2 separate regions of the Homo sapiens genome follow, and region 1 is linked to region 2. Evidence: chromatin loops called from intact Hi-C (ENCODE). Cell type or tissue: CD14-positive monocyte. All regions are shown on one strand. Links, peaks and the distances in the headings refer to the core of each region. The heading gives the core; the rest is flanking DNA. Region 1 overlaps NEIL3 (nei like DNA glycosylase 3). Region 2 overlaps LOC105377557 (a long non-coding RNA gene).

Region 1 (16,109 bases), core at 3,422-11,421, 91 kb after region 2:
GAAACAATTTGTGTATTCTGACTTTACTTTCCATGGCGGGGCTTGTCACATTTTGGAATTTAGCTTACCTGGTTGCGTTGCAATCTCATGTCTCTGATGGGCTTAAGAAAATGTATGATTTTGTAGATAACGTGATTTTTTTTCTCCTTGTTGGAGCGGTAGCTATGTTCACTTTCAGCCTTCTGCATCCTAAGTAGTAGCAGAACTCCTATTTTTTATTTTTAGCATTGTTAAAACCATATCTTTTTACATTCTTTTTTTTTTAATTCCCAGCATAGGTTTTACAACTATTATATTCTACATTTTCCACTCTTTATTACCCTTAGGACACTTCTGACCACTTGAAAATTTTTATAGGCAGTTGCCTTATTTGCAAAATGTAGTTGTCATTAATGTGAAACTGTGACAGTACTGCTTTGTTTATGCTATTTGTGCTTGCTTAAGGATGTTCAGATTATTCTGACAGTGATAGCTTGGAGAATACGGCTGATTCTTAAAACAGGATCAGGGCTTATTTACTAGTTTCTTTAGGAAGATATTTCTAATGAGAGGAATTTTCTTACTGTTAATTGAATTTTTAGTTTGGGCACATTTTCATATTAGAACTTGGTTGCAAGTGACAGAGGCCCAACTCAAGCAGGTTCAATAATTATTTATTATCTTTTGTTGACTTTGGCACCAAAAACTTCTTTAAAATTTAAAAAAGTGTATGAAGTATCTTACAAAACCTGAAGAGAATACAGGCAGGCTTCAAGGAGAACTAAAGCAAGCAAAGACTAAAAGCTGTTAGGATTCCTCTTCATTTCTTCACTCTGCTCCTCACTGAAATCTTCTATAGTCTTCCTCTTTGCAGGGAGACCTTCCTTTGCTTTGCTGGTGCTCACATCGGGAATCATTCCCATAGACAGCTCTCATATGAGATCTCTTAATGCTAGCAGGATCTCCTTGGGTCCTACGTCTTTAAATTCATCAGAAAAATTGACGAACCCAGCTTGGATACTGATGGATCTAGCTTGGGACAGGTGTCCATTTCTGAATCAACTGTATCAAAGGCACAGGATCTGAGAAAACGACAGAGACCTGTTCAGGTTAAGCCTGAACAGGTTAATGCCCACCCTTGGACCAGGCAACTGTGGTTGGCAGGTAGACTTCTATTATGCAGAGTGAATTGTCTTGGGTAACCTTTTGGGTTGGTAGAAGGAGCTTGAGATAGAAATAAGGATCTGATAAAAGTTTCCTAAACTAATTAATTATGAGGAATCCTGAAAAGCAAATGAAACCCTAAAAATGTCTTTTCTTTATGTAATATGGGCCTATGTCCTGGTTTAAAAAAAAAAAAAATCAGTATCAATTGTTGTCGCAGTATAGATGTTTACTGTGCCTCAAATATTTTCATGATACTGATACATTTTTTATAGTTTAAGATCAAAGGTACTTAGTAATAAACCCACGAGATGTGTTGGTTTATTGGGGCTCAATTATAATATCTATTTAATAAAACAAAATAAATAAAAATTTAAAAAAACATTTTATGCACTTTTTTCCTAAAAATGAATTGATTTATAAGTCAGAGCCATACTTATTTGATCTAAGGTTCTTGCTGGGGCTACTCCTGCATTTGAATTGGGTCTTAACCTTTGAGATTTTTTATGTGGATGTGGTTTCATTATAGAAAGTGATTTAGAATCCACTTTATGAGCCATGCAGCTGAAAAGATTTTAGATATGATGGCTTCTGGGCATGACAGTTGTACACCTTTCACTGGGGTTGAACTTCCATAAGTTAAATTATGGAGTACTTACAGGCACACATTTTTCCTGTCAAGAACTATGGGGCATGTAAAATGCATTTATGATTGATAGTAGGGCACACAGAGTTTAAAACCCACATTTTTAAAGTTAGACTGGTTAACCTTGTACAATACTATAACATGGTGCTCCGCAATTAGAAGCACAGAGCAGTAGCATTCGCTGCCAAAAGAGCCATATTTATGAACTCAACAAAGCTATGAGGAGAAGGATTTGAAAGGCGGATCACAGTATTTCATCTTGAGAATCATTTTTGATCTTCATCATCAGAGGTCTTACAGAACTACTTTTTTTAAAAACTGGACATGCTAATCAATCCTATAAAATCTGAAAGGTTACGAATTTTTCATCGCTGCCTTGTGGCTTTCAAGTTAACCGTAAATATTTATAAATCTCCTCTTCCCAATACATATAGAGGTAAAAGAAAACGAAAAGAATTGAGGACAATAGCATTTTGACTTGTTCTCTCTTTTTTTTTGATACGTAAGATTTTGCAAAAATAAAAAAAATTGTTTCATTGCCTAGTGCAAAACAAGGGGGGAAAAGAGCATCTTAAACCATAGATATTATTTTGCAATAGGTAATTATTTCCAATCCATTGTGGTTAGAAATAAGGAATTTGAATATTAGTGGCTTTGTAGAATTTATGAAAACACAAACTATAGGCAACTTAAACTTAGCCTTATCTCATCCCAAGCCTTTGAATCTGAGAAAATGCCAAGAGATGCTAGACTGTTCCATGAATAAAAGATACTTCATCTGACAAGAAAAGAGGAGCAGGGGTGTATTTTTTTGGGCTTATTGTTGGTACCATATTATTTCTTTGAGAAGTTATTTTACTTTTGAGTTGAAAAACTGATTGTCATGTCTTCTATCTTTATAAGGATACAAAGTCATGAGAGAAAAATATATAATAATCTTACCACTGGTTTCTGCCCTTTAAAAGTGTCTATCCTGACTAACATTTGTTTGCTTATAATCCAAAAAAAAAATGATAGTACAGGAAAAAAGCTTGATAAATGATATACTTTCTGCCACTCAAAAATGGTTTGATTTTGTTTCAGGATTCATTTCGGAATGAAAGGCTTCATCATGATTAATCCACTTGAGTATAAATATAAAAATGGAGCTTCTCCTGTTTTGGAAGTGCAGCTCACCAAAGATTTGATTTGTTTCTTTGACTCATCAGTAGAACTCAGGTAAAAAAAATTAAATAAAAGTACTTACGCTGCAATACTGCAGAGCTTGGTTTGGGATGTCACACGTGTAACTAAAGAAACAAATAAATAAAGAGTTTGTAATTGATGAAACCTCATTTTAAAGAAGCCTTCAGATAATATAATTTGTAAGGTCTTTGTTGTTTGCATATGTAACTCTTATACCCTGATTAACATAAAGTGCTTATAGCAAAGCTCATTTTAAAAGACACTTTGTGAAATTATAACCAGACTTATGATTAATGTGTTTTATATTCCTTTCTATAGAAACTCAATGGAAAGCCAACAGAGAATAAGAATGATGAAAGAATTAGATGTATGTTCACCTGAATTTAGTTTCTTGAGAGCAGAAAGTGAAGTTAAAAAACAGAAAGGCCGGATGCTAGGTGATGTGCTAATGGATCAGAACGTATTGCCTGGAGTAGGGAACATCATCAAAAATGAAGCTCTCTTTGACAGTGGTCTCCACCCAGCTGTTAAAGTAAGTTTTAAGTATTTTTTTAATTATCTGTTGATTTTTCGGTACTGTGAAGGAACCAACGTGGAAGCCTTAACTCTGCATTTCAGTAACACAGTCTCATCAGACTTCAGGTGTCCCGCTTCCCATTTCTACCCAGGTCAATTTCTCAGTGCAGCCGGCTCCTACCACCGCACTTGCACTTACAGTTGCCTTGTGCACACCCTCCCACTCCACATTTCACTCTATCAGTCTTCCTTAACTTGCCCTGCTTTTTGTTCTCTCCATACCAGGTATCCCTTTCAAACATAACATATTTACTTATTATACTGATTGTTTAAAAGCTGTCTCCTTCTGCTAGAACACAGTCTCAAAAGGAAACAAGGCTTTTGTTCACTGAAGTATCCCAACATCTAGAACGTGACCTGTGGTGTATGGTAGGCATTAGATATTAATATTTGTGGAATATGTGAATGAACTAACTCACAACTTATTTTCTCTCTCTGGCATATTAAGTACATGTTCTGCACACGCTTGTGTATTCCTGATTACAGCTGTTGGTGACATTAGAAGCTGCTGTTGTGGAAGGATAGCAATGGAAGGCAGGCAGCAGGGACCAAGGAATAAGTGATCAGTGAGGAAATGAAAGCAAAATGTAGAGCCCTTGTTCACATAGGCCGGAGTGAAGGGAAAATATTGGCTTGCTAGAGGGGATTCCAGGGCAAGACATGAGTTGGTTATTTTATTTTTTTTCTTGTTCTACAACTGCAGAGACTTGAACTTATTTATATGTTGCAAAAAAAAAAAAGTGGTTAAAGGGCAGAGGTTAAAATTGTAGAAAAGGGAATGGTGATGAATATAGCAATGTTCTAAGAGGGTAAGAGAGGTGAGAACCCTAACCCAGGTAGAATACATACATTTTAGTTTCTAGGGAAGACCTCTACATTAGGGCTTTTATCAAGACCTGTTGCCACTAACTAAATTAATTTTTAGCTCTTTTAGCTGAATTATTTTTTACATAATTGACTCTATTAACTAAATTATCTTTTACATAAACCCAGGTTATTTTTTTACTTTGTGTAGATACTTACTAGATAGTTTTAGTAATACCCAAATCAGTAGGAATGAAGCTTTAAAAGAAGCCAGTTAATGATAGGTCTAGATTAGATTCTGCTTTTTGATACTTGGAACACGTGAGTTCAGTATGGAAATAATGAAACAGAACTTTAACAAGAGTGAGCTTTTTAAAAATCACTTAGACCTCTACGAAAGTTGTTTTTGAAAAAAAGAGAACCCAGGGTATTGTTGTTATCTGTGATGCACTGAGAATTTACTTTTTATCTCTGCATCCAGCCATCCATCCATCTAGGAAATGATCATTTACCCATAATGCCTGGGGGTTTAAAAATTAATGACATTGGCCAGGCACGGTGGTTCATGCCTGTAATCCCAGCACTTTGGGAGGCTGACGCGGGCAGATCACGAGGTCAAGAGGTGAGACCATCCTGGCCAACGTGGTGAAACCATCCTGGCCAACATGGTGAAACCCTGTCTCTACTAAAAACACAAAAATGAGGTGGGCGTAGTGGCACATGCCTGTAGTCCCAGCTACTGGAGAGGCTGAGGCAGGACAATCGCTTAAGCCCGGGAGGCGGAGGTTGCAGTGAGCAGAGATCACGCCACTGCACTGCAGTCTGGCAACAGAGCGAGACTCTGTCTCTCTCTCTCACACACACACACACACACACACACATTTCTGAAATTTAGCTCTTAGCTTCTTAAAAGCACGTGCACAATTACTGAAAAAGTACAGTTTAACTTTTCAAGATGTGACTTAATATAGTATGTAAGATTTGGAAAGTAATAAATATTTTGGATGTATGTAAGTTTTAAAGTTTAAGTGAACAATTGAATATGTATAATACTTTCAGGATGACTATGTTGATTAGATTTTCACTTCTATAGTCACTGATAAGTGATTTTCTTTGTACATGTATGTGTCTGTTTATATGCAGCTTCCCTCAGTATACACAGGGGATCAGTTGCAGTACTCCTGCCTATACCAAGTCCATACATACTGAAGTCCTGCAGTTGGCCCTAGGGACACTGCTACACAAAAAGTCAGCCCTACACACATGCAGGCTTCACATCTCACAAATACTATATTTTTCATTCATGTTTGATTGAAAAAAATCTACATGTACGTGGACCTGCTCAGTTCAAACCTGTGTCGTTGAAGGGTCAGCTGTACATATAGATATTCACACACAGGCAACAAGCATGAGGCATCAGAGGGTTTCTTTTGGGATTACCATTGACGGCACATGTGCCAAATAATAATTCTGCAAGGGTAACACTGAGATTTATGTTAGGCTGTGTCAGAAAAAAATTCTTCAGTAAGGTCTGTGTCTGAGCTCTTCCATGTGTTAATAAGTACTTTGATATTAATGCATGTATAGAAATGCATATCTTTTCTAAAGCTCGATAGTGACCTTGGTGGTCATCTACTCCTGTGCCTATTTTCCCTTCCCTTCTTTCTGTTTTATATTGTTCTTGGTAATTTTTTTTTTTGAGTCCAGCAAGACTTCTCAAGGTGTCTGATAGACAATGCTGAGACTTTGAAGATGTCTAATACAGAATAAATATTCAATAAATGCTTGAATTTACAATTAAAATGTATAAATAGGAATCATATTTTGTCAGTAATATTATCAGTTCAAAATATAACTACTGTTAATGGTACTAAATAGATCCGTAAGAAATAGAGCTCTAGAAGATATTCATATACGATTGACTCTTGAACAACACAGGAATTGGGGTGCTAACCCCTCCCATTGAAAATCTATATACAATTTTTGACTCTTCAAAAACGTAACTACTAATAGCCTACTGTTGATCAGAAGCCTTACTGATAACATAGTTCACACATATTCTGTATGTTTTATGTGTTACATATGTATTATTACAATAAAGTAAGCTTGAGAAAAGAAATTGTTATTAAGAATATGGTAAGAGCCAGGTGTGATGGTCTGCGCCTGTAATCCCAGCTACCTGGGAGGCTGAGGCGGAAGGATGGCTGAGCCCAGGAGTTTGAAGCTGCAGTGAGCTATGATGATGCTGCTGCACTCCAGCCTGGGCAATAGAGTGAGACCCTGTCTCTAAAAAAACAGAAGAATATCATAAGGATTATATTTACTACTCATTAAGTGGAAGTCGGTCATCATAAAGTTATTGCTCCTCATCATCATTACATTGAATAGATTGAGGAGGAAGAGGAGGGGTTGGTCTTGCTGTCTCAGGGATGGCAGAGGCAGAAAAAAATCTGCGTATAAGTGGACCCTCCCAGTTCAAACCCATGTTGTTCAAAGGTCAGCTGTATTCAAAATCTATTTACAGTTCTCTTTCACAGAATTGGCAAGGCGTATTATTTCTTACAGTAATGAGCAAGTCATGAAACTAGGCTCTGCTGTTTTTTCCACTTCAAGGTTTGTCAATTAACAGATGAACAGATCCATCACCTCATGAAAATGATACGTGATTTCAGCATTCTCTTTTACAGGGTAAGAGCAAAATTTTTCAACTGTGTAAAATGTAAAATGTCAGTGGTTTCCTTTTGGAGTGCACCAAAAAATGTGAAAGCTGTATATAGCCATCTAGTGGAAAGAGCATGGAGGTACATTAAGGGAGAGTGACATTATGTGGGTGTAATTAACATCTTGAAATTCTAGGTCATAGGTCAGTTCAAACTCGTCTAACTATAACCATATTCAATTATCTTTATACCAAGTTAGGAGCAGCCATGTTGGCATTTCACAGACTCTTTTTCTATTTTTGGATACATAAAATATAGAAAGTCTAGAGAGGCTGACCTACAGTAACACTTTCAGATAACCTTAGTTCCATCAGGCTTTGCCACTGACTATAGACCTTGGTTCAATCAAGCTTTGCCACTTACTACTATCTGTGTGGTTTAGATTCTTTGGATAACTTTATTTAAGTTTAGTTTCTTCATCTGTAAAATGGGATAATAATGTTTCTCTGTCTACCACAGTTTTGAGAAGGAAGGACTTGCTGACTTGTAAATGTGGAAAGTTATATACTATATGCATATATAGAATTCAATAAACACATCTTTTAAACAAAGTAATGCAAATATGTATTTTCTTTCTTCACAGTCCATTTTCTGTATCCAAAATTTTCATTTTTACTATGTTCAGAAAGTCAGGTATTGTAGTATTCTTTATTAATTGGCCTAAAATGTGAATGAACCTCTTGCTCTGCAGATCGGTCTTGAGTAACTATGGCTATTTTTAAATTGCATTTGCTTACTTCTTCCTCCAGAAAAAGATGACCATAGAAAACTGCCCATTTCCACCCAGATTAAATTGGGTCTTTCAATACTTTCCTTAAATTAATATAAATTGTGTAATTTTCAGCTCATACGTGGTGAGCCATATTTCTGGGCTTTTAAATTTTCACAGTGCTGATGGAAACTCAAGATATTTTCTTTGTAGGAGCCTTAAATATTTGTGAGTGGAATAAAACTGACCAAATATATCAAAATATCTTTTGAAGTAGAATTTATACCAAAATGGAATATATTCTCTGCTAGGATGGTATTTGAATGTTTATTTTCTTTCTTTCTTTTTTTATTAATGAATCTCTAAGGTTAAAAAGGAAAAAAAAATCCTTTTTCAGGTCAACAAAGAAAATGCTCTTATTAAATTTTGTCCCCTAGAATTAAGTTTTTTGGTTGTTGAAACTGAGTGAGCAGTTTCAGTCTTCTAAAAATAATCAGATTTCAAGCTAATCTAGCCTTTTTCTTTTAACTATATAATTATGGTTAATTTAAAAAGCCTTAAAAGTGTAAAAGACATTTTTAAATATAGAACTTTTACATGTCATTTAGATAAGAGGATAAAGCTATGCAAAGAGCAATTTTGAATACTAATGTCATTAAATAATGACTTATTTCACACAAATTTTATTTGACAAATATTACCAAATCTTGTCAATACCTTTTTCTCTGATGAAAGAAAAGATTATATTGACATATGTACAAACATATGTAAATTTTTAGCAGATGATTTTCAGAGGTGACTTTCGAGAATGTGTCTTTGGCTCCTTGGCAGCACTGTTTTGTGGATAACAGAATTTTTTGGTTTTTTTTTTTTTTAGTGCCGTAAAGCAGGACTTGCTCTCTCTAAACACTATAAGGTTTACAAGCGTCCTAATTGTGGTCAGTGCCACTGCAGAATAACTGTGTGCCGCTTTGGGGACAATAACAGAATGACATATTTCTGTCCTCACTGTCAAAAAGAAAATCCTCAACATGTTGACATATGGTAAGATATTGAATTTAAAGGGATACCATTTGCCCTAACCATCTAACTAAAAGGCTAATAATCTGAGAATATAACTGAATAACTGTCAGGCTATTCAGAAGAGAACGTGACTCAAAAGTATTTTAGTCCTTGAAAGGAAATAGTAAATAATGTCACCAAAGAACCTGAGGGAGCCAAAGATGATTTATGGACCAGTTCTGAATTTAGGTGGAAAATCTCTGGCTCAGGGAATAATATCTAGCCTTTACCTTTAACCTAGTTTGTAAAGTGAGTACCAGGAGATGTCAATAATTGGAAAAAAATGCAACTACCTTCAAAAGTCTCTGCTTCACTTAGAAATAATATTATAAAACAAAAGCAAGATCTTTTTACAGATTGTATGTCTAGTTGGTGAAATAATAGACCACTTACTAAACCCACGTGTAGTAGTTCTGCCAGTTGCTGAGTATGTCTCTTCCAATGATACATTCCAGAACTGGAGAAATAACCGCAGGATAGGTTTGAGGACTTACTGTGAGAAGTATTTGGGCTAAAACTCCATTGATCACCTGACCAGACTGGTGGTGGATCACAGTGATATTTTTGTCTCCTGGAATTAGTGTCAGTTCAGAGCCAGTGTCCAATAATCCTTGAAAAGTCTGATTATTTTCTTTTCCCCAATGTACAGTTACCTTGGTAACAGGCCATAGGACCTTTTGGGGGAAATCTAAGAGAAAGATTATGCAGTAGAAAGCAGCTGCATAGCAGTATATGTGATTATAAGATTATGTAGTATAAAGCAGCTGCATAGCAGTATATGTGATTATAAGATTATGTAGTATAAAGCAGCTGCATAGCAGTATATGTGATTATAAGCCAGTAGTACCAGTATGACATGAAGCACAAAAAATGCTGCATGGGTTCAGGGATATTAGAGGTTTCTATGTGCAGGAAGGTTGGGAAGATCTCAAAGAAAGCGTCATTTGAGTGGAGCTCCTTGTTCCACTCTTTCCCCCCTTCTCCCTACTGTACTTGACTAGACTTAAAAAAAGTATCATTTGAAATTTACCTTAAAAAATAGAATTTTGATTAAACGATAAAGCAAACAGTATTTAATTGGAAAAAAGGAGCATGGCCACAAACCTTGACTCATTAATAAACATGGCATGGTGGAGGGATGATGAGAATACTGGCCAACCCCAACAGAGGCTCCACGTTGTGGAATAATAAAAGCTAGTTTTACAGGGAGAGTGGGATCAAATGGTGGGGGTCATTAGTAGTTTGGAGAATGGTTAAGGTCTTTCCTAAATTAGCACATTAAGGACTTTTAGTTGATTGTAGCATAGTTAACATGGAAAACGAAGAGACTGAAAATGCATGTAAAGAAGCTGGTGCAGAGTAATGGGCAAGCGATGGTTACCAGCCTGGGGTCAAGACACTGGACGTGGTACCCTAGTAAAACTTTTTAAAAGTCAACAAGGACTGTGGCAGATTTGATAGGTAGGATGATGCAAAAGGTTTCAGGACCAAATAATAAAAATTTTCACATTGTGGGTCTGGGAAAATTGGGATGCAGCAGTGAAGATGCAGTATGTGTTAGATATGTGAAAGAACCCTGGAATATCCAGGAAGACATGTCTTAGGGGCTGCGATCCAGGATGAGAGAGGCTGTCGGCACAGTGCTGTTGATTGAAGCATTCCAACTTCTCAGTTCAGTAAGAATGAGAAAGGAAATGAGCCAAGGTCTGAGCTTCAGCAAATACCTATAACTACAAAGTGGGCAGGAAAGAAAAAGCAAAGGAAACAAAACCATAGGATTGGACATAGGAAGAGACTCAGGGCACCACTCGGCTGTGGGAAACCCGGGAGGTGGGAAGTGCGGTCATGTCTGTAGAGCTGGGGGCAGGGGAGGGAGCTGGTGTGCAGAGGAAGTCCCAGCTTAAGTCTTCATAAATATGTCCAGAACTGCGTGCTTTTTCTTTGTGTCCCTGCGTTTCATTTTCTGCATCACTCTTCTTGTTCTCCAATACTTTTCTCTACAGCACTCTATATCTTCTTCCACTCAGCCGCTTCACCCCGTGTTACTATCATAGACATCTGAAATACATTTAGATAATTTTATATATATATATATAATACACACTTAATGGTTTTTAAATTTTTTATGAACATTCATAATTTTTTTTTATGAACAAGAACTTTCATAGTTTTTTATGAACAGGAACTTTTTTATAATATAGGTATACATTTATTTGACCAAGTAACTAGATACTGCGTTGAACACAGTAGCTGGCAGATAGAAGATCTTCAATATATATTTGTCTACTAAATAAATGATTAATGTTCTGTATTGGTTTTCTATGAATTGATATCTTTGAGATTAAAAAATTATAAATATGTTATTTATCACATAAATAGTTGTCAATGTCAAAGGTTTTTTTGAAACTAGATTTCAAAGACCCCACAGTTCCCCAAAAGAGACCTATGAGTTAGGGAAGGCTGTGCTGAAAATGTTCTGGGCCTTGTAATCCCTCTTCCCTCCCGACCTGATTCTGTTTTCTACACTGGCAGTCAGCTTAAGACTTTGTTTGGAAAATCAACTATACACTGTGAAATAAATGTTTACATATTTTAAAAAGCTTGAAAACCAAGATGATTTGCCCTGTTCTTAGATTTTTCTGTGAATAAGTACATCCCATTTATTTTCTGGATGAGTATTTGATCCTTTTTTATGTTGATTAAATTTTCTCATTTTAATGTAAAGTCATTTCAAGTTAAGCTGAAGAAGTCTGAAAAGGCCACTACCAATTATCTAAATCCTCCTGTTTCTTCTGTCTCTGAAAGCTTACTGAACTCATGAAGTCCTCCCCCAATTTTCCAGTTTCTACTGATCATATCACACTTTTAATACTGATGCTATTTATTGTTGGTTCTTTTTTCTTTTTATTTGAGTTGGAGTCTCGGAGTCTCACTCTGATCACCCAGGCTGGAGTACAGTGGTGTGATCTCGGCTCACTGCAACTTTCGCCTCCCGGGTTCAAGTGATTCTCCTACTTCAGCCTCCCGAGTAGCTGGGATTACAGGTACCCACCACCACGCCCAGCTAATTTTTGTATTTTTAGTAGAGACGGGGTTTCACCATGTGGGCCAGGCTGGTCTCAAACTCCTGAGCTCAAGTGATCTGCCTGCCTTGGCCTCCCAAAGTGCTGGGATTACAGGTGTGAGCCACCGTGTCCGGCTTATTGTTGGTTCTTAATTATTTGCTAGCTAATATAATTTATGTATGTGAGTATTATTTCCTTTAAAGAAAACAGAGGAGGTAGTCTTTACCTTTCATTAGGGACTTTAAATTTTTTTCGTTGTTATTTACTTTATTTATTAGGGTCTGCTATACACCAGGTACTTGGAATACAAAGACAAAATAGAACACAGCCTCTCAAAGTGCTCAAGGGCTAATGTGGGAAGTAAATGGTAAATAGATAAAGCACCGTGATGGAAGTGTTGTAAAGGGACATGTTTATCCTACTGGCAATGGAAGTATGGAAGAAGAAACACTTAAGTCTACCTGGGAAGGACAAGGAAGTCTTTCTGAAAGAGGCAGTCTTTGAGCTTAGTATAGAAAGAAATAGGAATTCATCAAAGACAAGAGGTAGGAAAAGGATTTTCTGAAAGACGAAACAACACATGGGAAAGTATACAGGGAGAACATTTGGAATGCTGCACACAGGATATTTTGTTCCTTCAGGAGCACATATTCAGGTCTCTAAAAACCATCTAGTTTGGAAATGTGGCTGTAGTTGGTTGCCAGTCAATGAGAATTTAGTGCTGTCTGCAAACCAACTCTTTTTTTTTTTTATTATTATTATACTTTAAGTTTTAGGGTACATGTGCACAATGTGCAGGTTTGTTACATATGTATACATGAGATGTTACATATGTGTACGTAGAGATGGCGTTTCCCATGTTGGCCAGGATGGTCTCGATCTCTTGGCCTCGTGATCCACCCGCCTCGGCCTCCCAAAGTGCTGGGATTACAGGCATGAGCCACCACGCCTGGCTTTTTTTTTTTTTTTTTTTTTTTTTCTTGAGACAGAGTCTCAATCTATCACCCAGGCCGGAGTGCAGTGGCACGATCTCAGCTCACTACAACTTCCACTTCCTAGGTTCAAATGATTCTCCTACCTCGGCCTCCCAGGTAGCTGGAATCACAGGTGCATGCTACCACACCTGGCTAATTTTTTGTATTTTCAGTAGAGATGGGGTTTCACTATGTTGGCCAGGCTGGTCTGGAACTCCTTACCTCAGGTGATCCATCCACCTCGACCTCCCAAAGTGACAGGATTACAGGCATGAACCACCACACCAGCCAAGTTTTTTCTTAAATAGATCTCCTCCCACTGGAATATAGTTATCTACAAATATTCAATAAATATAGGCTTAATGAACAAATTTTGCCCCTACATATCTATTACAACTGCTCTCTTGAAAATCACCTATTTCCCAGAGGTCTTAAATAGGCTTCTTCAAGCCTCACCCTCTCTAATTCAGTTGAATTATTTTTAAATTTTTAAAATTTTAATCTTTTTAAAGACAGGAGTGCAGTGGAGTGATTATAGCTCACTGTGATCTCGAACTCCTGGGCTCAGGTGACCCTCCTGCCTCAGCCTCCCAAGTAGCTGGGACAACAGGCATGCACCATCATGCTTGCCTAATTTTTTATTTTTATTTTTAGAGATGGAATCTTGTTATGTTGCCCAGGCTGGTTTTGAACTCCTGGCCTCCAGCAATCCTCCTGCCTCAGCTGTCCAGAGTGTTGGAACTACAGGCATAAGCCACCGTGCCAGCCGACTCAGTTGAATTTAATTCTCTCCATCACTTCCCATCTTTGTTCCTATAGCTCTGTTTCTTCTGCCTCTCTTTCATGGGCTCCTTTTCTTTTGATCATCAAAGTTAAGGCAACAGCAAGGCTCTCTATTGGACCTTTCTGCCTCTCCTCCCTCCGTGCATTCCCAGTGATGGCGAATACTACCAGATTCAGCTATCATCTCAGACCATTTCTGGTAAAGATCTTTAGGTTATGTGTCAAACTATAGTTCTTGGGCCAGGTATGGTGGCTCACATCTGTAATCCCAGTACTTTAAAAGGCTGAGAGGGAGGTTCACGAGGTCAAGAGATTGAGACCAGCCTGGCCAATGTGGGAAACCCCATCTCTACGAAAAATACAAAAATTAGCTGGGTGTGGTGGCGTGCACCTGTAGTAGTCCCAGCTACTTGGGAGACTGAGGCAGGATAATTGCTTCAACGCGGGAGGTGGAGGTTGCAGTGAGCCGAGATCGCGCCAATGCACTTCACCCTAGGTAACAGAGCGAGACTCCGTCTCAAAAAAAAAAAAAAAGAAAAAGAAAAAACCTATCTATACATACATGTATAAGACATGAGGCGATGATAAGTGGTGATTAGTGTTCTCAAGAACATGAGCCACAGTAGCGGATAGTGACGGAGACGGCTCATTTTTGATAGGGTAGCAGATAAGTCCGTGGGGAGGACTTTGTTGAAAAGATTTGATGACTTGTAGCAATCTGAGGGTGGGGGAAATATTTCAAAGAAGGTAGCCCAGAAAAGCATAAAGCCTCTGAGTTGTTGAAGGAAGAGAAAGAAGGCATGTATGACTGAACCAAGCAGAGGGAATGAGAGACAGAGGCAGCCCCTCTGCTTGGGAGGGACCAAGGAGCATGCAGAGTCGGCTTGGCCAAGGCAAGTTTCTGAGTAGACTGGGGAGCCTTTGGAGGGTTTTGAACGGGCGTGAAATAACTGACTTAATGTTTGAAAAGATTAATCACTCTGGCGACTGTTGCCAATACTTTTGAGCTGGGAAGCCACTGGGAGAGTTTGAGCAGGAGGGCAGCATGAAGTGACTTGGGTTTTCTGAGGATGATTTGGGCTGCTGTGTGGAATAGAGACGGTCATGGAACCAGAGTGAAGCGGCAGCATCGGGGGCTCTCAACAGTAGTGCAGGTGGTAAATGCTGGTGACGGGGAAGAGAGAGAAGGTGGTGGGAAAAAAAGGTTGAATTTAGGATAATTTTGGAAGTTGAGTTAGGGTTAAGGCCAGAAATTTATATAATTTGGGGGCCCTTATTTATGAAAAACAATAAAAAATTATGACTACAACGTTAGGTCCTAATGTGAATATGTAGAATAAGAAATCACAACAAATTATATTTTTTAAACACCACAAACATCAGAAAAATGAGATATTATTAGTTCACTGCCTGACACAGCTGTGTAATTGTGTTCCTTTATGTTTTTGGCTGCAAACTCCTTGATTGCCTTTTCATATGACCACCAACAATATCATTACATCTTTTATTACGGCTAGATGAGAAAACTTTTAGCTTCACAATTGGCTGTTGATAGTGACACATCTCCAACTTCCTCTATCTTTTCTTTAAGCAGTACTTCTCTGTAAGGAAACCCTAAGAGCAGTGCCTCTCAAACTTTAGTGTGTACCAGCATTTTCTGAAGGGCTTGTGAAAACACAGATTGCCGGGCCCCACCCCTAGAGCTGGGGATTCAGTGGGTCTGAGGAGGGGCCTGAGAATCTGCATGTCTAACACGTTCCCACATGACGCCCATGCTGCTGGCCTGAGGACTTGACTTTGAGAACCCCAGCCCTTTGATCTTCCTCAGGTGCCTCAGGTTCCCCCCCTCTACCAGGTTGTTTCTGAGTTAGGGTGGGTAGTATAGGGGTAGAGTGGCCTGGCAGCCTGGATCATGGTGGCCTGTGAGCTCGGAACGATGCAGTATCTTTTGTTCAGGTCCTTCTCCTCAAGCCTCAGGGCAGAGTCCGCCTGCTCCTTGAGGTCACCAGGGCAATAGTTTCCCTGGGCACTGAACAGATGTGAGGTGATGCTGGCAGCACCCAGGCGCCAGGATTACCGCTGCCTGCAATCCTCTGAGTCCCCAGCATGTGGTCGAGTTATGGCTCCCATTCTCCATGCTGCCCACCCCAGTGTGCAGAGGACACGTCAAGCCATGGAAAGTTAAACTTCTTTTGCTTCATGTAAATTTGCATCTGCAGCAGATCCCACGGGATTTGCTGATGGACTGGAAGTGGGATGTGAGAAAAGGAAGTGTTAAGGATGACTTCTAGGTCTGGGCCTGATGAATTGAGCGATACTGATGCCATTTCCTGACATGAGATAGAATAGTAGAATTGCAGATTGGTGGCTCATGAATTTTTTTTTTTTTTTTTTTTTTTTTTTGACACGGAGTCTCGCTCTGTCACCCAGGCTGGAGTGCAG
Region 2 (16,109 bases), core at 3,634-11,633:
CACTTTCTTACTGCCATTCCAGCCGCTCTTCATCTTCAGCGAGACCTCCAATCCCTAGGCCACTTTACTTTGTGCAAAATGATCAACTGCCATCCAGCTTCAGTCCACCTTCAGCTGGGTACTCAATGCTGCCATCGTCACTTTCTCAGAAGTTACTCCAGATTTTCACCTCACTCTTCAAATCACTAAAGTCATCAATGGCTTTCATTTTGCCCAACCAATCAGTACTTTTCTGTTCTCATTTTAAGATTTTTTTGCCTTTTTACTCTATTGATTACCCTGTGTCCCTTCACATTACATTTGCAATAAATATATTTTAAACAGTATGTGAAGATTACTTTTACTACAATATGTGTGCTACAAGAATGCCATGGCACTCCATGGCCACTTATCTTACTTGGCACTCCAGTGACTACCACAGTTTCTGGTCAGTAGCAGATGGTTCATAAAATCTTGTTGAATGAATAAGCCCTCTCATGAAGAAACATTCTATGTAGATTGACAATGACAGTCAAATGACAGGGTGAAAGAAAGGGATTTTTATTAATGTACAAAGTGGAGGAAATACTGAGGCCAAAGTATTTACTTAAGGGTAATTCTGCCTCCTTTTATCTTCAATAAGTGGCAGCAAAGAGTTCATTCAGCCTTTACGAAAGATGAAGTGGAGATGCCAAACACTCCGTTCCATCCTACAAATTGAGCAAAGGATCCATAAGCTTTCGTGTAGAATGAATCTTGTAATAAAAGTAACCATCTCATATTTTTAAAAATCCATTCTCAGCATGCGTGATGTCTAGAGACACAGCCCGCTTAGTGGGAGGCTTGACAGGAAACAGCAGATCTCAATTGTAGTTCTGATTCTGGCTAATTTGCTGTGCTTTCTAAGAGAAGTTCGTTAACTTTCTTAGAATTCAGTTTCATTACTTGTGAAAACATTGGATTTGATTATTTCGAAGGTCTCTTTGAGCTCTAAATTTCTATGCTAGTCTGATGAGATTTAAATTTTTAAAAACCTTACTTGTTACTCATTCTTTAAAAATGTAAAAATTACCATACAGCACTTTTTCTTGCCAAAAAAAGTTTCTTTGTCAGCATTTCAAGATGCTTAGACATAAAGCTTTATACATCCTAATGCAAAAAACTGCTAATTTTTCAGTCACTTAAATCTTTCTAGTCTTCATAAAGACTAGGCTGTATTATTTATTATTTTAGTGGGACTAGTGATGAATAATGTAAACTAAGTCTTTAGAGTTGGGATGCATTTTACCTAAGTTTTTCTTCTTAAATTGGATGTTACAGGGATTTATGCTAGATTATTATATGAAACTAAAACAATGCAAATACAGGTATATAACATCTATTAGCACCTTGTATTTATAAAAAACTTACTGGCCGGGCATAGTGACTCATGCCTGTAATCCCAGCACTTTGGGAGGCCGAGGCGGGCAGATCACAAGATCAGGAGATCAAGACCATCCTGGCTAACACGGTGAAATCCCGTCTCTACTAAAAATACAAAAATTAGTTGGGTGTGGTGGCACGCACCTGTAGTCCCAGCTACTCAGGAGGCTGAGGCAGGAGAATCGCTTGAACCCAGGAGGCAGAGGTTGCAGTGAGCCGAGATCATGCCACTGCACTCCAGCCTGGGTGACAGAGCAAGACTCCATCTCAAAAAAAAAAAAAAAACAAAAACAAAAACAAAAAAAAACTCATTTTGAGAATAATGTCCATTCACTCTACAATTTTAATCTTCTAAATTGAGGATTAACATTACAACCACAATTAATACATGGTGCATTTCAGCACTGCATTTCCTTTCAGATCTAAAAGTTGCACACTATAAAAAACAATCCCAATACAAAAAAGAATTCTAAACCTTCATAGACAGAAAGTTATTATAAGCAATATTTAATAGTTATATTTTACAAGTATGTTGAAATTAAAAGTCAGAACAGAATATCAAATGTCACATTTCATAATCTTGATTCAACTCTCTTAGTCCCTTTTCCCCCATTTGTCAAATAAAGGGCTTAGATTCATTGATTTGAGAAAAAATATTTTATAACTCCATGAGGAGAGGAGGGTAATTAATAAATGACATGGAATTTAAGCTAGACCTGAAATGCATAGGGTTGTCACAGGAGAAGAAAGAGAGGCAGGACTCCCAGGCAGAAAGTCCAGCTCACAAGTAAAAAGACTAGCCACCAATTGGAGAAGTTACTGGCAATTCATGTAACTAACAAATGAATTAGATACAATAATATATAAAGAATTCCTACTAATTAATAAGAAAATAGGCAAAAAAAGAAATTTTAAAAGGATATAAATAATTCAGTGATGAAGCCAAATGCTCAATAAATGTATGAAAAGATAATTTCATTTTTAAGTAGGGAAATGAAAAAGAATGCAATAGTGAAAAACATATCCATCGGATTAATAAAACTTAAAAATATTTTATAATATCATTGACGAGGTTGTGGAAAAATAGAAAACTTGCACACTTTGATGAAAAGATAAATCTATTAAAAATACCCTGGAGGGAAATAGAGCAATGTCCCAGTGAAGCTGTAGATACGCACAACATTTAAACTTCCAGGTGCATACTCTCCTAGAGAAACGGAGCACACGTGCATAAGCAGACAGATGGTGGGATATTAAAATATGGTGTTTGTAATGTGAAACATTGGACACAGGCCTAACAGCTCATCAGAAAAAAAAGAATGGATAATGAACTGTGGTATACTCCATCAACAGCTTAATACACGGCACTTAAAAGGAATGAATCAGGGATCTACGCATTAACATGGTGAAAACTCAAAAATAGAATACTGAGCAAATAAATGCAAATTAAATAATAATACACATATTCTCATCATATTTTTAAAAACACTGAAAATATACAAAATGTTACATTATATTTATGGATAAATTATACAGTAATAGTTCAAATGTATATGTGAAATTAATAAATGCTCTAATGATATGAATGTATCAGGATATGAATGGAGGGAAGGAAGGTAACCAGGGAAGGGTAGCCAAGGTACAATACTTTCTGTAATATTTTATGACTTTAGGCCGAGCATGGTGGCTCATACCTGTAATACCAGCACTTTGGGAGGCTGAGGCAGGTGGCTCACTTTGAGCCCAGGAATTTGAGACCAGCCTGGGAAACGTAGTGAAACCCTGTCTCTACAAAAAAATACAAAACATTAGCGTGGCGTGGTGGTGTGCACCTGTAGTCCCAGCTACTCAGGAGGCTGAAGTGGGAGGATCACTCGAGCCTGGGACATCAAGGCTGCAGTGAGCCATGATCACAGCACTGCACTCCAGCAGGGTGACAGAGTGAGACATTCTCTCAAAAACAAAAGGAGTTGTTACGGTAAACACTACATGGTTTTCCTCCTACACGCCTGTAAAATGTCACCTTTGATTAATAAGCAAGGATACAAGGGAGTAACACTTCGCTGCATTTAAACCAATCAGTAAAAGAAGAGATAAAGTCATTTCCATTTTGCTGCGTTCAGAAAATAATTTTCCTACCAAAAATAAGACTCTTGTCTAAAACAATACTAACCTGGACAAAATGTGGCTGGTGGCTCCATGAATCTAATAGCAAAGATTAGAGATTCCTTTGAAATTGATAAATTATCAAATTTATGTATGATGCTTCCACATTTATGTTTAGGTAAAAAATGGAAAGACTTTTTTAAGAGAAAACCAAGGGTTAAAATTGAGTTATTCTATAGAAACATGTTATTTTAAAACATAACTTGTAATCATTTAAATAGCTGAATCCCAACAATTTTAATTTACAAAATTATTTATCTTGTAAGTAACTATGATTATTTTCCCTAGACTTCCAACTGCACTTTCAACTAGATGTTCAGATATTAGCTAGTGCCAACGTTTCGTATTTATAAAATCGCATGCACTCTGTTGCCATTTAGCGTAGTGAATACCCATTTGTAAACAAAGTGGTGATACATTATGATAGCCAAAGGGCAAAGCTTTACCTGAACAGAGATTCATCATCTTTTAATGCAGCACAGCTTGCTACTTGCAATATCATCAAGCACTCTGAAAGGTTCTTGTCAGAGATTGATGACCTAAACAGTCACTGAAACTTAATAACAGCGTTAACAACTGCAGGTCGATCTCACACACCACAAAATAGTGCTTGTGTTTTTCTCCATGCTTATTTTTAGCCAAGTTATATCAACATTTTGACCAGAGAAAATGTTGGACCAAGTTACAATTTTTTATTATTCCGTATTAGTAATCATAGACGGCATAGAGGTTGCTGTATTAGCAGTACCACAGCAAAAATAATTCACTTGCAAAGCAACTACAAAACATTATGCAACAATTCATTAATGGGTTTATCCAGGTAGCTTTACATTGACTCTGTGACACACGGAAAGCACTAAATGGAAATCTAGAGAGAAAATAATATGATGCTGGCCAGTATGTTTTAATGGTAATTATGTCCAAAAAGTTTATGAAATATTTTATTCATGCCACTGCTAACAGATACCTATGAGATAACTGTATCAAAAAAGATGATTTTCTGGTTGTCTTTTTCTTTTTCCAGAAAATGTTTTGTTTCCTATTATCAATTTGATAGTTTGATGAAAGCATATTTTGCTGGAAGGTACCTCTACTCGAACTAAAAAAAAAAGTCCATGTATATTTTATGTCGCTGATTTCAATAATTTCACTGAGAAGTATTAGAAGTAATGGTGTGACTCCTACGAACCAAGCATTATTAGTTAAAGACACAACTTCTGCAATGCTCCAAAAGCAACTGAACTGTAAACACCATGGATGATTCACAATCAGTTCATAACTTACTATTTTTATCCTTTTTCAGAGCTCTGTGCATGTACATAAAATTCAAGAGCACAACTGAATAAAATACAAATCACTGAGTGACTATTTAAAATTTAAATTTTGTTGTGAGCATTATCAACAAAGGCGGGCCATTAAAAAGGTTATTTCTTTACCGGTGAATTAATGATACAAGGACAACCAGTGTAAACTATTCTGCAGACAGGCCAATAATGAAAACATAGCTAAAGCAGTAAAGCTTGCCAACTACTGATGAGACTCAGGAGAAATTTCTTAACAGATGTTTCCCTGAGCAAATATATACTTTGCCTACTCTGATTATGATGGCCTTGAGAATTCGTGATTTGATTCAACACTCAGCTACTCTTCAGCAGCCTCATAAAAATATGATTCGTACAAAGGATATATTCTATATTTTCCCTTCCTAAGAACCAATATCTAACATATTTATAGTTCTCAGTCCCATATGGTGAAGCAGTGGTCCAACAGCACTGTTTATAACAGTATAATTAAGGTTGTGTCAGCATTTTATTATGAAAGGAAGGAGGCGAAGCCTTTTTGGATTTTTTTCTGTTTTCATTTTATAAGCTTCCCTTAGTTGAGTGCCCACTGACTGCAATAATCTGCTTTGACCTTTCATTTGCTTCCTGCTAAGATTTTTTTTGTTTTGTTTTTGTTTTTGTTTTTATTTTTGTTTTGAGACGGAGTCTCGCTCTGTAGCCCAGGCTGGAGAGCAGTGGTGCGATCCGGGCTACTGCAACCTCCGCCTCCCAGGTTCAAGCGATTCTCCCACCTCAGCCTCTGGAGTAGCTGGGACTACGGGCGCCCGCCACTATGCCCGGCTAATTTTTGTATTTTTAGTAAAGACGGGGTTTCACCATGTTGGCCAGTCTGGTCTCCATCTCCTGAGCTCAGGTGATTGGCCCAACTCGGCCTCCCAAAGTGCTAGGATTACAGGCGTGAGCCACCGCACCTGGCCGAAAGAGACAAAAAAAAAAAAAAAAAAGCAAAGCAAAACAAAAAAACAGGAAATTGTTCCTGATAGATACTTTAACCTTGCAGGTTCATGTCTAATCATTATTATATTCTGCAGATTTCTTTCTTTCTTTCTTCTTTTTTTTTTTTTTTTTTTTTTTTTTTTTTTGAGGCGAAGTCTTACTCTGTTTTCCAGGCTAGAGTGCAGAGTGCAGTGGCGCAGTCTCGGCTCCCTGCAACCTCCGCCTCCCAAGTTCAAGTGATTCTCCTGCCTCAGCCTCCCAAATAGCTAGGATTACAGGTATGCACCATGATGCCCGGCTAATTTTTTGTATTTTTAGTAGAGACGGGGTCTCACCATGTTGGCCAGCCTGGTCTCGAACACCTGACCTCAAGCGATCTGCCTGCCTCAGTCTCCCAAAGGGCTGGGATTACAGGCATGCGCCACTGTAGCCGGCCAAGACTTCTTTCTAGAAGGAACATGAGCAGGAAAATATTGGGGAGGTTTGTGATAGCAATAAATGTATACAGAGAAGAGTGAGGGGGTCACAATTGTTGAGTCTCATTATAATGCCTATCTTGGGCATCTCTGCATTTTTACTAATATCTATTTGTGTGTATTAAAGCCCTAGTAGTTTTAATCCTTTCTTTCTAAAAATCTTCCATTGTCTAATTTTGTATGCAATGAGAAATATTAAAATATGCACTTACTAGTTGTGGGACTTTGGGCAATTTGTTTAATTGCGCCTCAACCTCAAATTCCCTGAGTATTGAATGTAGATAGTAAGAATATCTACTTCATCAGACTGCACGGAAATTAATCATGCATGTGTTCATGCTCAGTGCCTGGCATAGGATTTTCACCCATATCCTCTCCATCCTTACCTACTATGGCTCCATTTTAGTTACCACCAAGGTCTCCCCATTCTGCAGCTGCCTGGCTTAAAGTGCGGGTATCGAACTCTCTACCCAAAGCCAATCCTTTTTAAACATTCTGAACTGTTCTTTTTTCTTTGTATTCTAACACAAGCTACAAATTAACCACATCATGGTTAATTTGATGAATACATTATCCTCTAAGATTAATAAATTATCCTCTAGGCTCTATGAAGGGGAAAGACCAAGTCTATTTTACTGACACGGTGCCTCATGCCTGGCATAGAGGTATGTGTTTCATAAAATATTAGTCTTTAGCTATCAAATAGTTACGACATTATGCACAGTTACACAACTACTTAAATGAGAATAATTCATCTTTGAAACTAAATTCAATTTCTGATAAGGCTTGTAAGTGAAAAAAACAAACTGGTTCTGATTTTTTTTATCTTAACAGCTTTTACATGAGTCATATTAGAACACTCCACTTTCTTTTCCTTTTTTTTTTTTAATGCAGAGACAGTGTCTCTCTATGTTGCCCAGGCTGGTCTTGAACTCCTAAGCTCAAGCAATCCTGCTGCCTCAGCCTCCCAAAGTGCTGGGATTGCAGGTGTGAGCCGCCGTGCCCAGCCAATACTCACACTAAAACTGAGAGACATGTACTGTTACTATCAAGATGTACTAATCAAGTTGCCTAAACACAGTGAATGGCAGAAAACCTAAAATCCGAGAAACCTTGAGCCAAAGAAGAATTCAGCACACCTCTCTACACTGCCTTGTCATAGCTTGGATGTGTTACTAAATGCCTTTTATTGCTAAACCAAAATTGTCCCCACCCCTGCTCACTCCTAATTTATATCTGCAGGATCTCCAACACTACAGTGGCATCTCTTTTCCAGCTCTTTTTAAAAGAATAATTGCGTTTGCATAATTAAAAAGAAGAGGTATCTGGCTGACTAATATTTTCCACTTATATTTTGAATATTATGCATTTTTAGGTCACCTAAAAATATGAACCAACAATTTCTTGTACAATTTACTGAGAGTCCAGTGATGATTTGGCTGTACCCAAAATTTATCAATGGCAAATAACCAACGGAACAACCTTTCACCAGAATGTTGCAATCACTAGCACATATTCTAGGCTTTATTAATCAGGTATTTTTTTTCATTTGTATTCTCAAATTTGACAGGCAACAGATTCAATAACATAACCTCTAGAAAACTAGCATTAGTACATTGTTATCCCAGAATCTAAATATTTCATTGTGTCCTGATAGACAAGAACATTCAGGTCTTTCAAGTCAAGGATTTCCCTCTTACCAAGAGATAATTCACATGTGCCATCCTCCCTCACCAATTGTAACATTCTCAGAGGTGGAAAGCTGCCAGAGTCATTAACCGGCTCTGCATTATGCCATTTCTCTTGCTGTCTAACCTGTCACCTCCATGCCTTCTGCAGTCTTTCCTCTCCTTCAGACTCGCTCTCAGACATACGTATCAGTAACTGGTGCCTCGCCTTCCTCCCGCCGCCTAACAGGCTGCTATTCTGCCATCGCCCTCCTGGGAGCGCTGCTGGACCGTGAGCCCGCTCTGGATGTTTCCCGCTGAGTTCCTGCCAATCTCCAACCAGCCCAGGTTGGAGCTGTTAGAGCAAGAGTGTCTGCTTTTAACCAGTGCCATAGGCCATGGATTTTACTTCTGATTCTAAACGACAGCTTGTTTATATAAGATACAAACGTTGGGCACCCTAAAGGTAGCTAAGTTCTTTTTTCTAGATGGTAGTTTTGCAAAGAACATACATTATCAATGCAAACCTATTAGTCTTAGCTCTTCGTTATACAGGACAAAGTAAGCCTCCTTTTTGACTAAATTTTATTAAAACGTTGTTGCTTTTTTGCCTTTTAATTCATAATATTTTAAATACACATGAAATAGTAAAGAGTTTATTAATTCTATCATATAATTATGTATTAATAAAAGTTTACATCTGCATTTCACTGCATGAGAAGTCCTCATAGTAAATATTGTCCTAAATATCTAAATACATGTTTTTTAACATTTACATAGCCAATGAGCATTGTGTAGCTTTAAAAAGGTTCCTTTTGATAACTTCCATCAGCGATACTGTGAAGCACTTAATAGTGTCTCTGTCACGTCTTTTCCTTTTCTTCCTAGTAACACACAGTTTCTAAATTTGCTTCTTTTACATATCATATTTATTTACAGCAAAACATTTTCATTTTAAATACTTTTAAATGTAAATATGGTTTCTGTTGTCCACATGGTATCTGTGATACAAATGAGCTAGTTGAAGTAATCAAGAAAACATCTGTTAAAAGAATAAATATTCTTTTATAAATGTGCTATGTATTATCATGACTATCTATTGCTATGGAAGTGCAAAAAGCAGACTAACATTTCCAAAACATAAATAGGATAATGTCACATCCTTGCTAAAATCTTCCAGTGACTTCCTATTGAAATTAAAAGTGTGTAAAATTTTGCATGGTTTACATTGTGGACGTGATATGCCCCTCTGACCCCACTCTCCAGCCTCTTCTTGCTGTGTCCTGCGTTCCTTTTCCCTGCCCTGCACCCAACTCCTAAGCTCTCACTGCGATGCACTTCCTCCAGTTCCTTCAACAGTATAAGGCTGCGTGCACCTGCTCTGCCTCGGCCTTGCACAGTTTCCTTTATCTAGAATGCCTTCCCCGCCCTTTCTTGGCCAACCACTCCCCTCCTTTCAGGTCTCAGCTTAAATGTCATTTCATCAGAGTCCCATTCTGACTTTCCCTCCACTGCCGTCTCTCATAACACCCTCTGCTGCTCTGTCACAGCACCTGTCACATTTGTGGGATTTGGTAGGCATTTGTGTGAGTAGATGTCTCTCATTTCCACTAAAGTTGAAGTGGGGACCATAGCTTACTGTAAAAATTTGGCTTGTAGACAATGGCTAATTAGGCTCATAATGGCCCTCTGCTAACTTTTTGGCTCTATTTTTCTCATATGTAAAGTGTGATGATGGTTCAGTGAGTATATGTACATATTGTTTTTATATACACATTTTTATATATGACATATATACACATTTTTATATATGACATATATACACATAGTGTATATCTTTGGAAAAATTACGTTTAGTAATGATACTGTGAAACACTTCATGGTGCCTATCACATATCTTGTCACATACTGTGTGTATATAATATGTATATGAGAATATATATAAATATACATGCATCATTTATAAAAGGACCATAGTAATTATTACGCAAGTGCTTACTTACATGGTATTTTGTTCATTACCAAATGTCCAATGGCTACCACATAGTAACCTTCAAAAAGTATCATTATCTGAATTCGTGAGTGAAAATATTTTCCTTGTCCTTATAGGAAACTAGATACCAAACATTTCCAGTCCACTGGGACAAACATCTTAATTTTCTTGAGAGTTGTGGAATAAGAATAGCAGTGAGAACAAGTGGAATGGGGAATGCAGAGGACAGACCTTTGAAATCCGTTTCTGTTCTCCCTTGCCATTCTCTTCTAAACTTCAGGGTTCAAGGCAAATCTGGTATATAATCAGGTTATGATCTATGATGGCTATTTAATGCACTTATTTATCAAATATCTTTTGACTACCCACTATGTTCTAAGCATGATTCTGTCAGAGATATAAAAGAGAATGAAACCCACAAAAATTCCTGCCTTTGCAGAACACGCCTTCAGTAACAGTGGAAATTGAATGAGACACCTTTAGCTTATTCCCATCACTTTGTGGATTTCTAAAGTAAATGTGATGGAATATCTTGAAACCCCTCCCTGGAAAATTTCAGACCTATTTAGTCAAGGCTCCTAAAGGACTCTGGAACTTCAGAGCTGAGGTCTGGAAGTACAGTCATAGAGGATCTAACTGAATTAATGAAGCATTTCCCAAAGCGTACACTGTAGTGATGGGTGTTACCTCAAAATGCACAGTCCATGGACAAGTATGAAGAACAATGGTTTAAAAAAGAAGCTTTTTGATAATTATTATTACAGGTTTTCTTGCTTTGTTGTGATTCACTTTATGTTAACTCTGGGACTTTCTCACTAATATATCTATTTAAATACCAGTTCAGTCTTTTCCTACTGTGTGCACTTGGGCAAATTACTAAACCTTCCTCTGTTTCAGTTTCCCCATCTATAAAATGGGAATTATAACAGTTTTTCCTCATAAAATTATTCAGGATTGTATGAGTCCATACATGTAAATTGTTTAGTACAGAACTTGGCACATGGTAAGTACTTAATAAATGTTAATTTTATTATTATTATTTGTTTATTCATATTTATTTATTTATTTGTTGGAGACAGGATCTCTTGCTCTGTAGCCTAAGCTGGAGTGCAGTGGTGCAATCGTAGGTCACTGCAGTCTTGAGCCCCTGAGCTCAAGCAATCCTCCCGCCTCAGCCTCCTGAGTATCTGGGACTACAGGTGCATGCTGTCATATCCAGCTAATTTTTAAATTTTTTGTAGAAACAAGGTCTCACTCTGCTATCCGTGCTTAAACTCCTGGCCTCAAGTGATCCTCCTGTCTTGGCCTCCCAAAGTTCTGGGATTACAGGTTTAAGCCACAGTCCCTGGCCAACATTTGTTAGATGTGTCCTGATTACACTGATAAAGACTTTATTACAGAACTTGATTTCTATAGAATATCCTTGAGAGATATTGAACTTCATCAGGACATTAAACTTTCTGAAAAAGCCAATGAGGTCCATTCTGGCAACTTCAAAAAGGAAGCCTAGGTCAAGAGATTCAGTCAAATCAGCCTTTGTAAGGAAGGCAAGTGGGAGAGAATCAGTCACCCACACTACAGCAGAGTGTGAGGGCCACTATAGTAACAGGAAAATCCTGCTCTAATCCAGACAAACACAATGACATTATAGTAAAATGTACTTGCACATATTATGTGGCAAATGTCGGCACAGGCTGTCTACATTTAAGTCTAAGGGATCTAATATTACCCATAAGATCTCTTATGGGTAATATTCCAAAAGTTGTGAATATAAAAATATAAATGCAGATAGAATCTTTACAGTGAATGTCATTAACCCATAACGTGGTTTCTATATATAATTAATGAATTTAAAGTGAATACTCCACATCTATATGACATTTAAAGCAATTATTCTCATCTCCTTCCCAAGGAACTCATTTAAATTCCTTACTCCCAAATCTCCGTCCTATGAACTTTAACTTACAAATGAGCCACCAAGTATAACATAAAAATTTTGCAGGTTGCTATGGCTTGAATGTTTGTTCCCTCCAAAACTCATGTTAAAATTCAATTGCTATTGTAAGAGTGTTATGATGTAGGACCTTCAAGAAGTGATTAGGCCATGAAGCCTCCACTCTTAGAGGTGGGATCAGTGCCTTTATAAAAGAAAGAATATGGCCCCCTCTTACTCTCTTGCCCTCTCTTGCCTTTCTGCCACCTGCCATGACATGACACAGCAAGAAGGCCCTTGCCAGAAGCCAGTTCCTCAATCTTGGACTTCCCAGTCTCCAGGATCATAAGCCAATGATGATTTTATTAATTATAAATTACCCAATCTCAGGTATTCTGTTATAGCAGCACAAATGGACTAAAACACAGACAGAAAAGATGTAGATAAAGTTTTATGTCTTTCATTTTCTTATTTTCTGTACCAAATCATTATAATAGCCAGTGTAGATGAGAAAAAAGAATCAAAGGTGTAAATGAGTTTGAGAATAGAAGTCAGATAAGGAATCCGGAATCCAGAACCACAAACATTAGGAATCAAAACAAGAGAAGTAAGAATACAAAAGCAATAGAGATGAAGGCTTGGTTATGTGTTTTTATAGGGTTTGGAAAAGACAGCACAGATTGATAGCTTGTGCCTGCTTTAACTTGTCATACACCCTGTCTTTCCCTATGTGGTCTGGGGTATATAAGTCCCCCTGTAAACTTGTGCTTAGGCTCTGCCAACACTACGACATCTCAGACCAACCTTAGGGATTCATAACCAAAGATGAACTACATCCTATCTGAATAAGGAAGAACATTACAGGGCTGTGGCTGGAAATATTCAAACCTCTCTATGATCAGTTATTGACAGTGATTTCTTTCTCCTGCTCTTCTATACTCTTTACACGTATTAGAAGCTTATGAGTAGATCTTTGGGATATTTGTGAGTCTTGTCAAATCATTGCGCTAACTTTGCTGAAGCATTTTTCTCCATTGCTAATTTCAAAAGCAAAATCAGGCGATTGAAAGAAATAAAGGCGATTTGAATAGGAAGAGAGGAAGTCAAACTTTCCCAGTTTGCAGATGATATGATCCTATATCTAGAAAACTCCATTGTCTCAGCCCAAAAGCTTCTTAAGCTGATAAGCAACTTCGGCAAAGTCTCAGGATACAAACTCGATGTGCAAATGTTTAGCTCTTTTGGTTCTCAAGTTCTTTTGTCCCAGAAATGCAAATTATAGTTATGTACCCCTTAGATCTAAATTCTACTGCAACAAAAACCAGATACCTCTTCTGGTTCATTATAACAATATTTTGTATCTGTCATATTCTGTAACTGTAGTTGGGGTCAGATGGTTGTTAGTTTTGTGATATCATTGGAAGTACTACCTATTTTCAATAAATCAGACAGTATGAGAAATAACATTTAAAACTTTGCACCATATTCTATTAAGGTTATCACTTCTGAAGATTAATATATATTGTTCAGAGAGATTTGGGAATGGAGTGAATCTCCGAGATGCTCCATCAGATGTGAAGATGTATTCTCCCTGTGAAGCCATTGTTATTCATGACCCCACACATGCTTACAAAAGCAGTTAGAGGACTTCACCTTGAAAAGGTGTTCTTAAGTGCCAACTGTTCTTACACAAAAGGCCAGACAAGAGTTGAAAACTCGACTCTAATATGTAGCCACTTTATTTTCCTTATTGCCTAGATGGAAGAGATTCTTCTCTCATTAATGCTTGAGGAATAAATATTTTTAGGCAAGAATTAAAGGGGCTAAAGTATTAAATAATAAAAAACTTGCAAGCATAAGTTAAAATATAAAATTTAACAAAATAATTTACCACACAATGAAAACCTCTAAATAAGATATCAGAAAGGTATTTTTTAAAAACAGCTTCTTCTCTTATCTTAGCCTTTCCCCTTTAATTGACTTCTTTTTCAAGTAATCAGTAAGTCCTTGCTTGGAAGAGATAAACAAGTATAAATAAAACAAACACAATGCAAGTTAGTTTATGTATATACACTTTTGAATCAGATAGCATTGCCAGCCAATTGAGCTTTCTCCTGTGGTTTCTGTGGGGTCGATATTTTTCATGCTGTGTATGTGCATTTATCTTCCAGTTGATCTTCCATAATAAAATGAATCCCCCAAAGCTTCAAAGCCAATTAGCTTAGAGTTATATTTTTCATTTTTTCCTTATGAACTTCTTCTTCATTGAAAATACAGTACTGATAAAAACAACAAAATACAAAAAAGGGAAAGAGATATGCTTACACCAGAATCTATATTAACAAATCTGTCATATCAGCCATTCTGTTGCTTAGCAGTCATGAGTAGGTCACGTGGCCAGCATCCTCAGTTTGGCCCAGTTTTCTCAAAGAGAAGACATGATGCTTTCTTACTCGGAGTGAACTGGGTCTTCCATACCATCCTGTTAAAAAAGTCAGCTAGGTCTTGCTATGTCTAAAATACAGATATATTAATAAGTCATATACAATTATTGATTAATTGACGATAATATAAGGCTTTATTAGAAAAGAAAAATGCATTACCATAATGTGTACAACTCAATATCAAAATCACTTTGGACATGAACTAGCTGCCATTTATTTTCATGATTTAAGAATATTAAACAAAAGAGGACAATAAGTATCATAAACTTCATTCTGGGGGAATCAGAATCATCCTCTTTATGAGTTTTATGAGGTATGATATATAAATACACATTATGAGAATTGAGCCAAATGTTTACTGCTTACAACTCTCATTAACAACACATCTGTCCATAGGTTTCCTTGTTCCTGATCTAAACGTGGCAGTTCTCACTGTTGGGCCCTGTTAAATATTGTCGACTAGTTTGTTCAACCTAGATTCCAACGCATCTCTAACTGAGATCTGGGGAAACTAAACAACATTTATCTATTGCTCTAGGGTCCTTGATACACATCAGATTCCTCAGATTAAATGCATTTGAGTGAGATGTGGAAAGTGAAAGTCAAGCCAAAACCATTTTCTTGTCTTTTTTCGATGTTTTTTCTAAAAAGAATATGGAAATTTGAAGATTTTCTGCTTCAATCATTGAATGTCTTTTTCTTTGCTTCTTTTGCTTTCACGGGAAGTTCTGTCAGAGGCAGCAGTGGCATCAGCCTCGGATTCCTCATCCTGCGTCACAGACACTCTCAAGCGCAGCAGCTGTCTCAGTAGAGCAGGTCCCCTGTGGATCTTGATTGAAGAAGTCATTTCTGGTGGCGCAACTACAATCTATCCTTCCAGTATTCCTTAATGGAAGCCTAGAATTTTCTGTGTGTTTTTTGTTTGTCTTTTATATTTTCTCTTTTTTAAATATTCTTTTTTTCCCTTTTTTTTTTTTTTTTGAGACGGAACCTCGCTCTGTTACCCAGGCTGGAGTGCAGTGGCACAATCTCAGCTCACTGCAACCTCCATCTCCCAGGTTCAAGCATTTCTCCTGCCTCAGCACCCCCAGTAGCTGGGATTACAGGCACGTGCCACCATGCCCAGCTAGTTTTTGTATTTTTAGTAGAGACAGGATTTTGCCATGTTGGCCAGGCCAGTCTCGAACTCCTGACCTCAGATGATCCACCCACCTCAGCTTCCCAAAGTGTTGGGATTACAGGCATGAGCCACTGCACCCTGCCTTTTTATACTTGCATTTTAAGTTCAGGGGTACATGTGCAGGTTTGTTACATAGGTAAACATGTGTCACGGGGGTTTTTGAACAGATTATTTCATTACCCAGGTTTATTCTATGTATTTATTATTATTGTTATTATTTTAGATGGAGTCTTACTCTGTTGCCCAGGCTGGAGTGCAGTGGCTTGATGTGGGCTCACTACAACCTCTGCCTCCCAGGTTCAAGTGATTCTCCTGTCTCAGCCTCCCGAGTAGCTGGGATTACAGGCACCCACCACCATGCCTGGCTAATTTGTGTATTTTTAATAGAGACAGGGTTTCACCATGTTGGCCAGGCTGGTCACGAACATCACTCAGGTATTAAGTCTAATACTCGTTAGTTATTCTTCCTGATCCTCTCCCTCTTCCCACCCTGCATCCTCTGAAAGGCCCCAGTTTGTGTTGCTCCCCTCTAAGTGTCCATGTGTTCTCATAAACTAGCTCCCACTTACA

Evidence for each region. A loop is a pair of places that touch in the nucleus more often than their neighbours do. Peaks named below come from ENCODE experiments on the same cell type or tissue, not always from the same donor. Only the 100,000 strongest peaks of a DNase experiment are listed, where the experiment ranks them.
Region 1: a loop joins it to region 2, with 6 times the contacts of the local background. A loop is called at or near these places in 61 of 110 quality-filtered maps.

What each region holds. Positions count from the first base shown.
Region 1 is chr4:177,332,816-177,348,924 of GRCh38, forward strand. It overlaps NEIL3 (nei like DNA glycosylase 3), which reads left to right. Exons shown (of 10, transcript NM_018248.3): 3 at 2,873-3,007; 4 at 3,293-3,506; 5 at 6,968-7,042; 6 at 8,661-8,827. It overlaps LOC105377558 (a long non-coding RNA gene), which reads right to left. Exons shown (of 3, transcript XR_007058384.1): 3 at 9,896-10,903. Among named protein-coding and RNA genes, the nearest start is that of NEIL3, 31 kb to the left of the region's middle. In CD14-positive monocyte, for the core only: CTCF peaks have their summits at 7,133 (motif pointing left) and 7,332; a DNase peak (open chromatin) is centred at 7,126; H3K27ac peaks cover 3,273 bases.
Region 2 is chr4:177,242,015-177,258,123 of GRCh38, forward strand. The region is part of intron 1 of LOC105377557 (a long non-coding RNA gene); the gene reads right to left. Among named protein-coding and RNA genes, the nearest start is that of NEIL3, 60 kb to the right of the region's middle. RefSeq lists an enhancer at 13,289-13,808. In CD14-positive monocyte, for the core only: CTCF peaks have their summits at 8,259 and 8,468; a DNase peak (open chromatin) is centred at 8,267.